2 separate regions of the Mus musculus genome follow, and region 1 is linked to region 2. Evidence: chromatin loops called from intact Hi-C (ENCODE). Cell type or tissue: heart. All regions are shown on one strand.

The links. A loop is a pair of places that touch in the nucleus more often than their neighbours do. Peaks named below come from ENCODE experiments on the same cell type or tissue, not always from the same donor. Only the 100,000 strongest peaks of a DNase experiment are listed, where the experiment ranks them.
Region 1: a loop joins it to region 2, with 3 times the contacts of the local background. A loop is called at or near these places in 2 of 42 quality-filtered maps.

The regions. Positions count from the first base shown.
Region 1 is chr17:75,001,374-75,009,373 of GRCm38, reverse strand. Ltbp1 (latent transforming growth factor beta binding protein 1) reads right to left here and starts at 3,845. Exons shown (of 34, transcript NM_019919.4): 1 at 3,013-3,845; 2 at 1,973-2,043. The coding sequence starts at 3,488. In heart, CTCF peaks have their summits at 2,960 and 4,319 (motif pointing right); DNase peaks (open chromatin) are centred at 3,163, 3,863 and 4,303; H3K4me3 peaks cover 3,051 bases; H3K27ac peaks cover 4,426 bases.
Region 2 is chr17:74,663,975-74,671,974 of GRCm38, reverse strand. Birc6 (baculoviral IAP repeat-containing 6) reads right to left here. Exons shown (of 73, transcript NM_007566.3): 63 at 3,052-3,216; 64 at 1,593-1,761. Among named protein-coding and RNA genes, the nearest start is that of Ttc27, 50 kb to the left of the region's middle. In heart, no CTCF peak of the experiment used is centred here; no DNase peak of the experiment used is centred here.

The DNA of each region.
Region 1 (8,000 bases), 340 kb before region 2:
TGTCACTCCTCGGAAGCTCCCCACCTTGTTTTGGGGGACAGGGTCTCTCACTGGCCTAGCTGACTGGCCAGGGAGCCTGAGGGATCCACTTGCCTTTGCCGCCCAGCCTTTTTAGATGGGTTTTAGGCCCCACCTAAAACTACAGACCCCAAACTACAACAAGGCACATTGCTGAGTTTTATTATAAAATACAAGTCAGTGAGCAGCAGAAATTTTGGACAAGTCCAGTTTACACAACAACAGCTCAAGCTCTGCAAAGAGAGCATTTAAAGAGACTTACTTTGGGAGCTGGACATGATTCAGTGATTAAGAGCACTGGGTGCTCTTGCAGAGGACCTGGGTTCAGATACTAGCACCAGCATGGTGGCTCACAACCATCTATCCCTCTCTAATCTATAGTTCTGGGGATCTGACTCCCTCCTCTGGCCTCTCCATGTACGAGGCATGTACATCGTGCACAGATGCATAAAAAATAGTTTGCAAACTAATAAAATACGTTAATGCTTACTCTTTTTTAGAGTGGAGGTAAATTTTTTCTATTCCCTGCTAACTTGTCGAGGGGTCTTCAACATGCATTTATCTTTATGTTACAATGTTTATAAGAAATGTTCTTCAGACCAAAGTGTGGACACTATGCCCCTTCTAAAAATTGGGAACAAAACACCCATGGAAGGAGTTACAGAGACAAAGTTTGGAGCTGAGACAAAAGGATGGACCATCTAGAGACTGCCATACCCGGGGATCCATCCCATAATCAGCCTCCAAACGCTGACACCATTGCATACGCCAGCAAGATTTTGCTGAAAGGACCCTGATATAGCTGTCTCTTATGAGGCTATGCTGGGGCCTGGCAAACACAGAAGTGGATGCTCACAGTCAGGTATTGGATGGAACACAAGGCCGCCAATGGAGGAGCTGGAGAAAGTACTCAAGGAGCTGAAGGGGTCTGCAACCCTATAGGTGGAACAACAATATGAACTAGTCAGTACCCCCAGAGCTCGTGTCTCTAGCTGCATATGCATCAGAAGATGACCTAGTCGGCCATCATTGGGAAGAGAGGCCCCTTGGTCTTGCAAACTTTATATGCCCCATTACAGGGGAACTCCAGGGCCAAGAAGTGGGAGTGGGTGGGTAGGGCAGTGGGGGGAGAGGGTCTGGGGGACTTTTGGGATAGCATTTGAAATGTAAATGAAGAAAATGAAGAAAATACCTAATTAAATACTTCGGTGTTCTTATATCTTTATGTGTGATTAGTATTTTTTAAAAATACTGTTAAGCATGTATATGAAGTAGGGAAACCCCAAGTGCAGGAGGATTCTGGAAAAAAATAACTGGGCTTCAAGGATGGAGGGTGCTTGAGGCTCTTCTCAGGAAGCTTTATATACTTTTAATATCGGACCTGGTTAGCTTAGGTCTGTAATTCCAGGAGGGGACAGGGCTGTGTGTACTGGTCCAGGAGTATGAATAGCTCATTGGTGGAGAGCTTGCTCAGCACCTAGGTAGCCTTAAGTTCGATCCCCAGTGTGCAACTATTCCTGTCTTATTCCAGGAAAGAATTCTCTACTTCCCATTCCGCCTTTGCCATCATGTCAACGAATGCTTTTTATTCGTTGGTGCAAACACGATAAAATGAATCGTATTTTGTTTTGGCACACAGCCTATGCTCAAGTGGGATTTTTCCCCCCCAAGTGAGACAGGCATAAGCATCGGGGTTGAGTGCAGGGGCATGCTGGATACCATAACCCTGAAGGACAAACATACTCCAGTCCTTCCTAGATGGTTATACAGGCTGCAGGTGTACTCTATTTCAGACTTCACCTTCCCAGGGGCAGTGCCTGCCTCTTCAAGAGGCCTCTGTAGAACCTCCCTAACCCAACCTGACCCTCTTCCTCCCACTCCACCCCCCCCCCACACACACACACAGCCCCACCTGGTCCACTGTGCAAGGCCCGCTGTGAGTACAGTGACTTACGTTTGGTGCACCTCTGGGAGCCAGGAGGTTTACTCCACCCGTGGCAGCACTGCCCTCCACAGACGTTGATCCTGAAACAAAGCGAGACCTCTGAGTCCAGCGCAGTGAACTCAAGCTTTCAGAGTGTTCCTGAAAAGCCAATCTCTTGCTTACACATTCCTCTCGATTAGAGAGAGAGCTCCAAAGTGTGCCCAGGATGCTCCACCCAAAGTTGCTCAAGTGGAAGGGTCAGGGACCATTCACCTGGGAAGGATGGAGGAACTAAGGGATGTGCATAAACAAGCATGGAGTCTTAAAATCCAAACAAACAGTTGTCTCTTAAACTCCAAATTAAAACAGAGTCAAATGTATTCTTCATATTCTCTGGGCCCACTTTGCTTCAGAGAGTAGTATCCCCCAGCCCCTCCCCCTCCCCCGTGCTGCCAAAAGAGTGAGATCACCCCGAGAATCCATCCCTGCGGGGGGGGGGGGGGGGCGTATGTCCAAATTAAGTCGCCCCCATCCTAACTTGTGATTAATGGGGTTAAAGCCGTTCAGTGGGGATACTTACCAGCACCGAATAACAAACTTTAATTCCTACTGCTGTTCACGTGGAGTCTCACCCCCAGCCCCTTACCAATTTAGGACCCACAGGTGCCAGGAAACCCAAGTATACAATTTCTGGGATGCTCAAGGAGAGCTGGGTCTTTAGAGCCAGCTTTCACTCACAATCCCTTTTTCATTAGGTAAACCAAAATAAAAAACCGAGTTGCAAGAAGTTTAATTGATGCCTTGGGATTAAGCTGTAGTGACTTCATGTTTACGCCCATAGTCTAGGAGCAGAAGGGTTTGCGCACAGGAGGTTACGCCCCGGGGAAGAAATAAATGCCTTTTGTGTTTCCCCCGCAGCTGGGTAACAATGCACTGAGAGTTAAACACCAGTAAAAAGTGAGCGGGCTTCCCCCGTGCCCACCCCTTCCCGCAGCGCCTCCGGCGGGGAGGAGACGGTTCCCGGGCCTCGGCGGGTCCCGGCGCGCGAGGCAGGCAGAGCGTGGGCTTACCCCTGCAGCTGCTGCTTCTGCTGAACCTGCAGTCTGGAGCCCCCGGCGCTCTGAGCGTCCTGCTGCACTTGGGAGCGCACGACTTGCCTGCCATGTTTGGCGAAGCGAGTGACCGCGGTCTGAGCACCCGCCTTAGAGTGGAGCTGCCGGCTGGGCCCCCCCGGACGCGCGGGCTCGGGTGGCAGCGGAGATCGGAGCCCCGGCAGGGCCGCGCCGCCGGGCTGGCTGGTGCGCCGGGTCCGCTCGGCTGGGGGCCCAGCCAAGGCGCGGCTGGAGGCGGCTGTTGAGCTCCGGCTGTACCTGGCGTCCAGTGCGACGTTGAAGGTCCGCGGGGGCCCAGCCAGAGGCAAGGCTCCGGCCGGCAGTCCCGGGCCCGGGCGCACCACGTACGTGATCCTCCGCACCCGGCCGTGCGCAGACCACGCTAGCAGCCCTGCCCAGAGCAGGAGACCCCACCTGAGCCAGGCTCCCGCCATCGCGGGCAGTCTCCGGCCGCGCGGCTCGTCCTGCCCCGGCGCGCTCCCTCGGTATCCCCAAGGACTCTGCGGAGAGCCCGTGCGCCGCGGGGTGGAGACCAACTGGGTGGCCGCAGGGGAGGGAGCTTTGCGGGCGGCTGAGCGGCAGCGGACCCCAGCCGGGAGTGGAGGCGAGCAGGGGGCGGGAGTTGGGGTGGAGAGGAGGGGAGGGGCGCGAGCTGCTCAAGGTGAGGGTCCCCTGGCTCAGACGAGGTGTCGCCGGGTGCGGCTGGGGTGCTACGGGCGCCAACCCCGCGAGGGTGAGCAAGGACGACCGTGAGCGCTGGACGCTCAGAGGCAGCCCCGGCTGCAAAGTCTTTTAAAAGTTTCTTCTCCCCGGTGGAGCCCTGTGTCAGATCTGAACAGCCAATCTGCAGCAGACGTGACGTCAGGCAGCAAATCCTAATTGGGGAAAGCTCGAGATGAGCCGGAGAATGAGCCGCCACCCTCCGCATCCAGATATTGGGGCTATGGGTCGGGTGGACAGGGATTCCCGCTCCCCAGCGCCAGGAAAAGACAAAGGGCTCAGCAAGGTGAGGGAACGGCCCTTTCCTTCTAGCAGCCGGAAAGGATTCGAGTAATACAGTTTGGAAGCGCAGGCACTTTTACTCGAGTTTGCTCGGATACTGTCTGCAGAAGTTGGATTAAAACACTAGGTCCGGTCCCAGAAAAGGCTATCCGAGGTAGCGTGAGCTGTCCATTGGAAAGTGATTAGCTCTATTAGTCTGAAGGAAGGTTTTCTTTAGGACTGCAACCTCCGGAAGACTTTGTGGTACCCTGCTCCTGACATTGGAGGGTCAAGAATGCGGGATGGGCAGCAGGGGGCGCCCGTGTAGATGAAGAAAATCGCAGAGGCTGCCCTGCCGGTGGTCCTTGCAGTGGAGTGGAATGGAGCATTTAGGAATTTCTCTCTCTCTCTCTCTCTCTCTCTCTCTCTCTCTCTCTCTCTCTCTCTCTCTCGTGCAAAACAGAGTTTGAAGAAAACCAGGAAATGACGTCTTTACTGCTAACATCTGAATTAAGACAATGTCAACAGAATGAATGCTGTTTTTACATGACTGCAATCAAAAGTCCATGATAATAACTGTATATTTTTTAAAACAATTTTTTAAAGGCCCGGGACTGGAGCAATAATTCAGTGGTTAAGTGCACTGGCTGCTCTTTCAGGGGACCTGGATTAGATTCCCAACCATCCAAAATTCCAGTTCCAGGAGGTTTGATGCTCTCTTCTGACATTCAGGCGCCCATACACATATTCAGACAAAGCAGTGACACACATAAAATAAATAAATATTTTTAAGTGAATTAAAAAGGGTCTTTTCCCAGGCTTGGGTTTTCTCACATATTAGTAATTTTGATTGTTCTTTGTTTGAGGGTTTTCCCTGCATCCGCTTAGGACAACTGATAGCAAGTGAGAATAATTTCAGAAATACTGATAGTGGGAAAAATCATTCCAAGCTGAGGACTAATCTAGTCACCTACTTTTCTCTGCACATTACAGAAATACTGGTGAGCGTTTGCTCTGAGGGAAGTGGGCCTGGAGGCCAGCAGCCTGAACACAGGCTTCCAGAAGGAGCACTGTCTGAGAGAGTCACTACCATCAAAGAAATAGCTCTGGTCGCGGGGAGGAGACCAGGGCTCCAGATAAAATGATCACTAATGGCTACAGGCCACGGACACTTCACCTTTCCTCTCAGAAGCTCTGCTTTCTCAACACACACACACACACACACACACAAACTGGGTGAAAAGCCCCTCCCAGCCCTGAACAGGATAACTCCAGTCCAACCTTAGAGCTGGGTTAAAGTGAACCAGATGAAAAGAAGGGTCAAGACACTGTCCCAAGTCTGCAACTTTGAGTTCTAGATGCAAAAGTACAAGGGAACAAATGCCTACCAAATGCCCGCTGTGCAAAAGACCAGCAGATACACAGCATCTTTGTATCTATCTAGAGCTACAAAGTATCCTGGGGCACAAAGCCTTTGTGTAAAGGAAACCTATCTGGTTGAGGAAACAAGATCTAAATAAAGCATTAAAGAAGCTAAGCAGCTGAATTAAGTAATGCTTAGAGAAAAATAACAGAAATCTCACAAGGCACTGCTTGATTTCCATGGTCCTAGAACCTAGTTTAGCCCATAATTCTTTGTCATCTTGTGGACAATTCGTAACAGAGAATGTTTCCTAGCTGCAAGTCAAACCTGCCCCGATGAAGATTCTAGGTGTCATATAGGGATTTTTCTAAGCAGTTGTTGCAGTGGACAGGGAGCAGTGGAAGGAAGCAGGAGGCGAGGCTGAGTGCACTTTGATAAGAGAGGCCATGGGATGGGAAGGGCAGAGGAGAATAGACAAGGGAAATGACCCAGGCAGCAGCATCAACAAGAAGTCTTTACTAGTCTTCAGTGCTGGGTGAGTCTTCCTGACAAGTGTCTCCCAGGTCCAGGATGGGGGAATGGCATATATCAACACTGCTTCCAGGACAGAAGCAGCTGTCTACAGAGAGCACAGCTGGAAGCAGACCCTGGGGGCCTAGCCTTGCTACTTTACTTTGAGCGAGTCATTCCACCTGCCTGGATCTCAGTTTCTAGAGAATCTGAGGTTCTGCTTGTAATCGCTGAGTTTGCAGTAAGACTGGTTTTTACTCTGATCTATGGCTCTATAGAGAAGTGTTTTCTGTGAAACAGCTCAGAAAGTAAGAGCACCTGGTGTGCAACCATAAAGATCTAAGTTCAAATCCCCATCACCCACATAGTAGCAGACCACATGGTCACAGAAGCTCATAACTCTAGCACTGTAGGGGAAGGAAAACAGAAGAATACAGGGACTTGCTCTTATCAGCCTAGCTCCTGGTGCAATGAAAGACCCTGCCTCAAGGGACTAGGCAGAAATGATCACACAGGGCATTCAGTGTCCTCCTCTGGCCTTCACACAAACATAAAGGCAAGCATGAACACACAACACACATACATACATACATACACACATACATACATACATACATACCACTTACATATACCGTGCACACACCATAAAAATTACAAATGTTTTCTACCACTGAAAATGTACAAGGCAGCTGGGCAGTGGTCATGCACGCCTTTCATCCCAGCACTTGGGAGGCAGAGGCAGGCAGATCTCTGAGTTCAAGGCCAGCCTGGTCTACAGCGTGAGTTCCAGGACAGCCAGGACTACACAGAGAAACCCTGTGAAAGGAAGGAAGGAAGGAAGGGAGAGAGAGAGAGAAAGAGAGAGAGAGAGAGAGAGAGAGAGAGAGAGAGAGAGAGAGAGAGAGAGAAGGAAAGAGATCAAGAAAGAAAGAGATCAAGAAAGAAAAGAAAAGAAAAAGAAAGAAAAGAAAAGAAAATGCACAAGGCAATATTTCTTTCTCTTGACAGCAATACAGGAGGGACCACTTCTGATGCTTCTTCAACCAAATTATAACCTCCAAAAATGAATGTTCACCCCATCCCTACACATGCTAGAACACATGTGTGTCTACATGTCCATGATTATGTAAATATATGCATAAGCAAAGAGTCCCACTCAAGGGGCTGCTGGCAGATGCCGCAAAGTCACAGTTTTCCACACAAGTTTCTTGTTTCTTATATAACTGGCAAGATCGTCTCTGAGAGTTGTGCTCTGTTCCCCATGCAGCTTCACATGAGATGGCTGCTCATCTCGAACTCACTATTCACCCTGAAGGCCCAGATCCTGTCAGGCATTGAGATCAGCCGTTGCCAAGTCTCAACCAAACTTAATGCCACAGACCCTGAACCCAAACCCCCCCTAGGGTTCAAGGTCCATTTATACTGGCAGGACACAACTTCCTCGTTCAAAAACCAAGTCTTTAAAGATCTCATAAAACTTCTTGGACTTCAGATGGTTTTTAGAAAACAATACTCAGATGAGCTAAGTGTAAATGAATCAGAAAAGAGGATTATGTTTCCCATTAAAACCCATGGGCTTGAAGATTAGGGAAGAAAGAAAGGCTGGCAAATGCCAAACATTTCAGAGCACTTTGAGACCATTAGTCAAACTCAGAGTGCAGCCAGGTTCCCTCATCTCCACACTTTATGAGTTTTGTAATTGAAAATCTTTCTCTACATTTAGGATAGGCTACAAGTCAAATTTAGTGGCTGCCTGCAATCAAAATGCCTCCACACGTATTTTCTTCAGCCAGGGAGTTCATAGAGCCCCACCCCCAGCCCACCCCGACCCTGTCATCTCTAGTCTCATCAAGAAATTTTTAGAAAGAGAATATGGGAGCTGAGAGGGGAGAGCCGTTAAAAAGTCATAAGTCTGAACATAGTGTGACGAGGGAGAGAGAGACAACGAGAGGAAGGTGGAGGGGAGAGCAAGATGCTAAGGTTTTCATCAGTGTCTTAAAGCCGTGGTCCCCAGAGTAGTATTAGTGGGAGGTGATGGAACCTTTAGCAAAAGCAGGTTTGTGGGAAGTCCTCCAGCCTTCAAGAGGGATTG
Region 2 (8,000 bases):
AAGTGTCAGATATCCTAGAATTAAAGTTACAGGTGGCTGAGAGTCACTACATGGGTGCTGGGAACTGAATGTGAGTGCTTTAAGAGCAACAAAACTGCTTTTAACTGCAGAACCATCTTTCCATCCCCTTCATATATAAGAAGCCTACAGAACGACTCTACATCAAATTAAGAGTCTATGCATAGCAAAAGAAACTACCAAATAGCCAAGGGGTAGGTTACAAAGAGACTTTTGTAAACCCTTTGAGTCTTACAATACTTAAACTCAATAACTAACATAATCCATGTAATCCAAGAACAAAAGATCTGAACACAAGTTTCTTAAAAGATAGAAAAGGGCCAGTAAGTATATTTAAAACTCAGTATCAAAACAAACCATATTCTCAACAGGAATAACTAACTTCGGGACTGCCGATCACTAAGGAAATGAGCTCCAATCTCACCTCAGCGGGATCAGCGAAATATGGTGTCTTGTGTTTGGAATCTGTTGGAATGTCCAGAAACAAACATGTTTCCACTTATATATAAAAGAAATACATTTTCCTTTCAGGTCTATAAAAAGGACCAAATTATTGGAGAGATCTAGTAGGAGAGCAATTCATTAAACAGTCTAGATAAAGAAGGTGAATTGTTCAGAATTTATGTGAACAAAACTGAATCTGCATAAATCTCCATGTTTCTAAAAGCATTTACTAATCTTAAATTTCCTAAATAAAAGTTAGAATCTAAAACTAATACTACTATAGCTAACTATAGCATACATAAAAGAACATACATGCATATATTTATAATTATACACGCATGCACACACACACACAAAAGAATAGCATATTCATCATTATACCACAAGTGAAAAGAACCAAGAGAGAGAATACAACACCAAATTTAACAGTGGCTACCTCTAACAAGAGGATCTCAGCTCTCCTGATAAAAGGTTAATTAATACTAAGAATATATAAAGAACTGATAAACACCAAAAAAGTCAAAAAAGACAAACGAACTGAACTATATAGACTTTAAAACAGGAGGCCTAAATAGCCAACATAACACAATTTTCATAATGATTAGCTATCAAGGAAGTACAAACCCAAACTACCCTGAAATAGATTCAAAAGGCCCCAAAGGGAGAAGGCGTCATGGATACAGCACTGAAGACCTGAGCTGTAGTGGAGCTTCCACGGTGAAAAGAACTGAACCGTGACCTGACTTCCACGGGTGTGTCTTGGCAAGCATGTCCATTTGTGTACACACACACACACACATTTTTAAAGTAGAGGAAAAAGGACAAGGAGGCAGATAAGTAACTACTTGGGAAGAACTGAGAGCAATGTGAGAGAGACAGGGATGAGACAAGGAAGGTGTGACTAATATAAAAGCCCATTATATTCACTTATGCCACATTATATTCATGTACATTACAAAATAACCCTACATCAGTTGCACGTTGATAAGGCTGTCTATGGTAACTTTAATTTCAAAAACTTTATACCCTTCTTAGGCAGTATCACGGCCTTACTTTTTCAATAATGGACTTTCAAGTTAGAGTCGTGTCTGAGGTTACGCAGCCGTGCAGCGCCTGCACCCCTGACTCACCGGAGTCGTTGCGCAGGTAGGAGGACATGGCTGGGATGAGGCAGGACTGACTGAGGAGCTCCAGAAGCACCGAGGGCAGAGCACTGCTGTTCTGGGCGCGGCTCTCGGGAGACGCCTGGGCTTCCCCATTGACAGCACCACTCATGGGGTTTATGTAACTCGCAAGGACCTGCATTGCAGACAAGAAATTGGAGTTCAGCTTTATACACTTCAGTGATGTGTTTCATAACTAGACACTTGATCTCAGCACACTCAAGAGCATCTGGTTTTTACTTAGCCAATGTTGACACTCTTTCTGATTGTGTACTTTTCATTTTGGAGATAGCTTTTCCACATAAGGCCCTGACAAACCTCAAGGTTGGGTTTCTCGACTGAGAGGGTGGCCTTGGATTTTTATCCCTCAACTTTGTGTGCTGGGATTATAGGCCTGAGATATCAAACACGGCTAAAAAAGGACATTTCCACTTAACTTTTCAGAAGGGAAGGGACTGTTTGCTGAGGGTTGCTTACACAGGACAATAGCTCTCTATGTAACTGAAAGAGGAGCGCCCTGAGGACAGAGCAGCACACGAGCGCAGTAAGCCGTGACTAACAGAGCAGTGACTGGACAGTGACTGACAGACACGGGAGCATCACCACTGTCGCCTTTGGATTTCTCTTTCTGGGGAACTCAGGAGGCTCCCGTGGCCTCCACTTGGCCATGTGGGTCACCGTGACCTGAGATTCAGATGCTCGCTCGCAGTGTCACTTTAATGCGGTGCCGAGGACTGAATCCAGAGGGCCCATGAATGCTAGGCACACACGCTACTACGCTGCACTCCAAGTCCTCACTGCACTGATTCAGTCTGAGAGTGCTGGGACCTCAGAATTTATACTACAACGAGCATGCCATCTTAAAACTGCAAAGTAACACTTCAAAATGGCGGCAATTTCATTTATTTCTATGATATAAAGATGTCCCCTCCTATTTTCAACTTGCTTGATTGTGGAATCACTATAGAACAATTTGAACTGAGAGTGAGCTACAGGTACAGTTTAGCGGTGAGAGGTCCCAGTGCAGAATGGAGTACGAATACTGGGTTGTAAGCACAGGTCAGAGGCTTTACATTAAAACAAAGGCTAGCTAGCAGATGTTATGTTTCTAGAGAACATCTTGAAATCAAAGGATAATTGTATCTGAGGTGAGAAGCTAATTGAGGGGAATATATTTAGAATTACAAGCATAAAAGACCATTCTTTAAACCATGGCATTTATACTGTATTTGGAGAAGAAAGCAAAAGCAAGCCTAAGAATGCTGGAGCACATCTGTCATGATTACACTTGGAGGTGAAGAAAGGAAGATCAGAGTTCAAGGGCAGCCTAGAAAACATGAAACATCTCAGCAAAAAGAAAAAAGACAAAATACTTAATGAACTGAGTAAATCATCAGTACTGATAACAACCGACTCACAAGCGTACCTGCAAAAGGCAGGTCACATGCTCCTCTTCTAGCCTCTGTTTAGTTAAGGCTTGTTCCACGTCCCATCCTGATGCCGTGGAACCTGTGCCAAAGCCAGTCCCTTTGGCCCAGTACAGCTGCTGTTCTTCTGCTGATGTGGGGTTATGGGAATTTGACACCTGCGGCTTTTAAGAAGAGGAAAATTACTAGTATTTGGTATTATTTGTTTTTTTTTTTAAATTATCATTAGGACTATCCAAAAGATTAACAATATAAAAATCAATTTGGCCATTCATCAAAAAGTTGAAAACTACTTACTGTGACACTCCTAGGCATACACCAAACACAATGAAAACTGGTGCTAAAATAAACATTTGTATACACCCGCACACAGCAGTATTATACACTACAATCCAAGGATAAAAAGATCCCAAATGCTTGCCAATGAATGAATATATTGAACTAATCAAGGGAACACTATCCAGCTGCAAGAAAGTAGACTAATGCATGTTGTATAAAGAAAATTTGGAAAGAACACCAGAGAGACACAGACAGACAGACAGACAGACACAGACACAGACACAGACACAGACACACACACACACACACACACACACACACACACACACACACACACACACGGGTGGGGGAGGGAGGGAAGGAGTAAAGAAGAAGTAGGGAGAGGAGGAGGAGAAGGGGAGGGCAGAGGAGGAGGCAGAGGGAGAAAATAAATGAAAGTGAAAACTACTTAAGGCTCAAAGAATCAATGACTCAAAACCAAATAGAAACAGAAACACAGAAAAGTTTAAGCCAGACCATTTTAGGGCTCCAGTAAAAAACTATCTCAGGAGATTTCTCAATCAAAGGAGAAAGACAACTTCTATTTTTAGAAGGAACATATCAGAATGGCTAAGATCAAGAACTAAAAGGACAGCACATGGGGGTGAAGCAAGGGGAACACTCCTCACTGTTCGGATTAGGAATAGTTCTACCTCAAGACCCAGTATGCCACTCCTGGGCATATACCCAAAAGATGTTCCACCACCCCACAAGGACACTTGCTCAACATGTTCAAAGCAGTTTTATAATAAGTAATAGCCAGAAACTGGAAATAACCTAAATGCCTCTCCACTGAAGAATGGATACAGAAAATGTGGTTTATCTATACAATAGTAGACTACTCAGCCATTAAAAACCAAGGACATCACTTGGGAGGCAGAGGCAGGCAGATTTCTGAGTTCAAGGCCACCCTGGTCTACAGAGTGAGTTCCAGAACAGCCAGGGCTACACAGAGAAACCCTGTCTCGAAAAACCAAAAAAGCAAACAAACAAACAAAAACAAGGACATTATGGATTTCACAGGCAAATGGATGGAACTAGAAAATATCCAGAGTGAAGTATCCAAGACCCCAAAGGACATACATGGTATGTCCTCACTTTTAAGTGCATATTAACCATAAAGTACAGGATAATCATGCCGTAATCAACAGACCCAAACAAGGATGGCCCAAGGGAGGATAGATATCCCAGACGATGGAAAGAGGGGACGGAGAGGGTAGGGAGAGATCATATGTAGGAAGAACAGGGTAGAGGAAAGGGAAGTAGACAGTGGGAGGGCAATCTTTAGGATGTGCCAAAGACCTGAGATGGGAAGAGGTCCACAAGGTCTATAGAGGTGAATCTAGCTAAGACTCCTAGTAGTGGGGCATATAGATCCTGAAGTGGCTGCTTCTTGTAGCCAGGCAGGACTCCCAGTAGAAGGATAAGGACAGCAACCCACCAGAAAGCCTTCGACCCAAAATGTACCCTGCCTACAAGATGTGCAGGGACAGAGATAGAGCAGAGTCTGAGGGAATGGCCAACCAATGACTGCCCCAAATTGAGACCCATCCCATGGGTGAGAACCAATCCCTGACACTATTAATGATACTCTATTAAGCTTGCAGACAGGAACCTAGCATAACTGACTTCTGTCCCAGCAGCCAAAGGAACGAGATGCAGAGACTCATAAACAAACATAAGATGGAGCTCGGGAATCTTACAGAAAAGCTGGGGGCAGGACTGAGACCCAAAATGGAAAAAAGAAAAGGGGAAGGTAGAATGGGGGGAGAACTTACATGAGGGGATACTGTGAGGAGAGAAAGGGCTGATATTGGATTGATAATGAAGTGAATCAATAAATTTTAAAAAACTAAAATGGCATTCTTAGTCAAAAGAGGCACACTACTTCTATTTCTAGAGGTCACATATCTCAATTTTTTGTTGTTGTTCAAATGTGAGTGGACCAGGTATTTATTTCTGTAAGCATATAGATCAGTGGCGACTACAGTGTAACCCTGATAAAGAGACCAAGAAAAGGTCATATTGGTGATAAGGAAGAATAGAAAATCGAAACAGATACAGAAGTCAGGAAGGAAGATACAAAGTTAATGCTGTGCTAGTTTTATTCCTGTCATGGAGTTTTTTCTTTTTTCCTTTTTTTATAGTGGGTAAGTACATAAATATTAATTGAGGGCACAAGTTTAAAACACTAAGCAAAGCTCTTGGGCTTCAGAATGGCGATTCTAATAGAATACAGGTTCACTGAGATGTACAGAGTTCGCACTGGTGGAGTATTTGTCTGAATTAATCTAGTTGTGTAATTTTTTTATTTGTGAGTTCATTACAATAAACTGATTTTTATATTTAAAAAAAATATGAATAAAGAAAGAATGAGACAGTTCAGTGGCTAAAGACACTTGTTGACAAGCCTGACTACCAGAGTTTGACCTCAAGCTGTTACCTGCCCCAAACACATACATACACACACACATAATTTTTTAAATTAAATAATACAAAAACAAATACCTCAAGTATTATGAAAATTGGATAAAACCAAAAAAAATTTAGAAATATAACCTTAACCATAAAGGTTAATTCTTTATTTATGTGGGAAGTAAAATCTTTGTTTAAATTAAACAGAGTATGCACCCTGAAAGCATTTAAAACTAGGTATATTTTTTGTTGCTTTCACTGGAAGTATGTTCTAAGAGAAAATATTAGGTAGAAATAGTTTCTATAAATTGTTAGCTATATCACTGTAGATATATAACTAAGACATTCACTTCTTATAAGGTAGGCAATTAAACAGGCTATTAATACTTCATTGCTAGAGCAAGGTATGATGGTACAGGTAGAGCAGGCAGATCTCTGTGAGTCTGAAACCAGCCTGGTCTACCTGTACCATCATCATACATAGTAAATTCCAGGCCAGCCAAAGTAACATAGTGAGACCTTGTCTTAAAAACAAAAAACCTCCTTGCTGTATAAATAATTACTAGAATAATCACTAGATACTTAATACTAAGAAGCAAAATAGAGAGATGGCTCAGTAGTTAGAAGACTGTACTATTCATTCCTACAGAAGACTCAGGTTCAAACCCTACCACACACATGGTGGCTCCATCCATAACAACAGTTCCAGGGGATCCAGTGTTGTCTTCTAAATTTCATGGGCGCCAGGTATACAAATGGCACACAAACACATTCATGTAGGATAAAACACTTATACTCATACACACACACACACACACACACACACACACACTCACTCTCTCTCTCTCTCTCTCTCTCTCTCTCTCTCTCTCTCTCTCTCTCTCTCTCTCCAGATGTCCAAGCATAAATTGTAACACATGTCTGCAGGCCTAGCACTTGGGAGACTCCAGCTGGAATATTACTTGAACCTAGGAGGTGTGGACTGGGATGGACAAAGAGTAAGAACCCATCTCATAAACCAAAATAAATAAATAAATCCTTAATGTGAATAGGCATACAGAAAAAAACCACAAAACCAAGAAATTAGACAAACTACAATGTAAACACTAACCATACAAATCAAGAATGAGATCATAAGCCGGACATGGTAGCACATTCTTTTACACTCAGCAGTGCAGATCTATCTACAAGTTTGAGGCCAACCTGGTCCTCAGAGCAAGTTCTAGTACAGCCAGGGCTACACAGAGAAACCCTTGAATGAATGAATGAATAGATGCATGCAAGAAGGGAGGAGGAAGGAAGGGGGGGAGGAGTAGATTACAGAAAAGATACCAACTGAATTCCACTACAGCTAAACCTGATCTACAAGTTTGAGGCCAACTTGGTCCACATAGCAAGTTCTAACTTGAGTTTCCACTCTAAAACTGTTTCTTTGGGATTTCCTATAGTCTTGTTTTAATTTTTGCATTTACTCACTCACTCTTTTATTCACTTGGTTTCAGTAATAAACATGGATGCACACAGCACAGCACGCTGGCAGAGGTCAGACGATAACTTTTAGGGAGTGCTTTCTCTCCTTCTGCTATGTGAGCCCTGGGGACCAAACTCACACCCCGATGGAGAGCTACTCCTCTCCTAGCCATCTTACCAGGTCATTCCCTTTGTTGGGTTCTTGTTTGTTCTTGTTTTTTAAAATTTGCTTATGGGTTGTTTTTTGCTTTGGTCAGTGTAGCCAAGGCTGGCCATGAGCACACAACAGCCTTCTGCCTTACCCTGCCAACCTCTTTATAACATGCATAACCCCCAGGCTAGCCTCCTAAGGTTTAAAAACAAAATATATCTTAACTGGGAGGGAACACAGATGAGTGTGATTTTACAGTAGGACTGAAAGACTAAGTTAGCAAATGAGGTACATTTGTAAAACCTGAGAGTTTTGAGTAACTGTTTAAGGTGATAAAAATGCTACTCACTGTGATCTGATTATAACAAATGGCATTTATGGATTGAAACATTACACTGTATCCCATAATACAAACACTTCTGCACAAGGACATCCAAGTGAAAATGAGACATTCTCAATTGCTCTCCATCTTATTTTAGAGACAAGATCTCTCACTGAGCCTGGGACTTAATTTGGCTAGAATGTCTGGTTTTCTGGACACTGGGATTAAAGGAAAATGCCAACTCATCCAGCTTTTTCTGTTTTTTGGTTTTG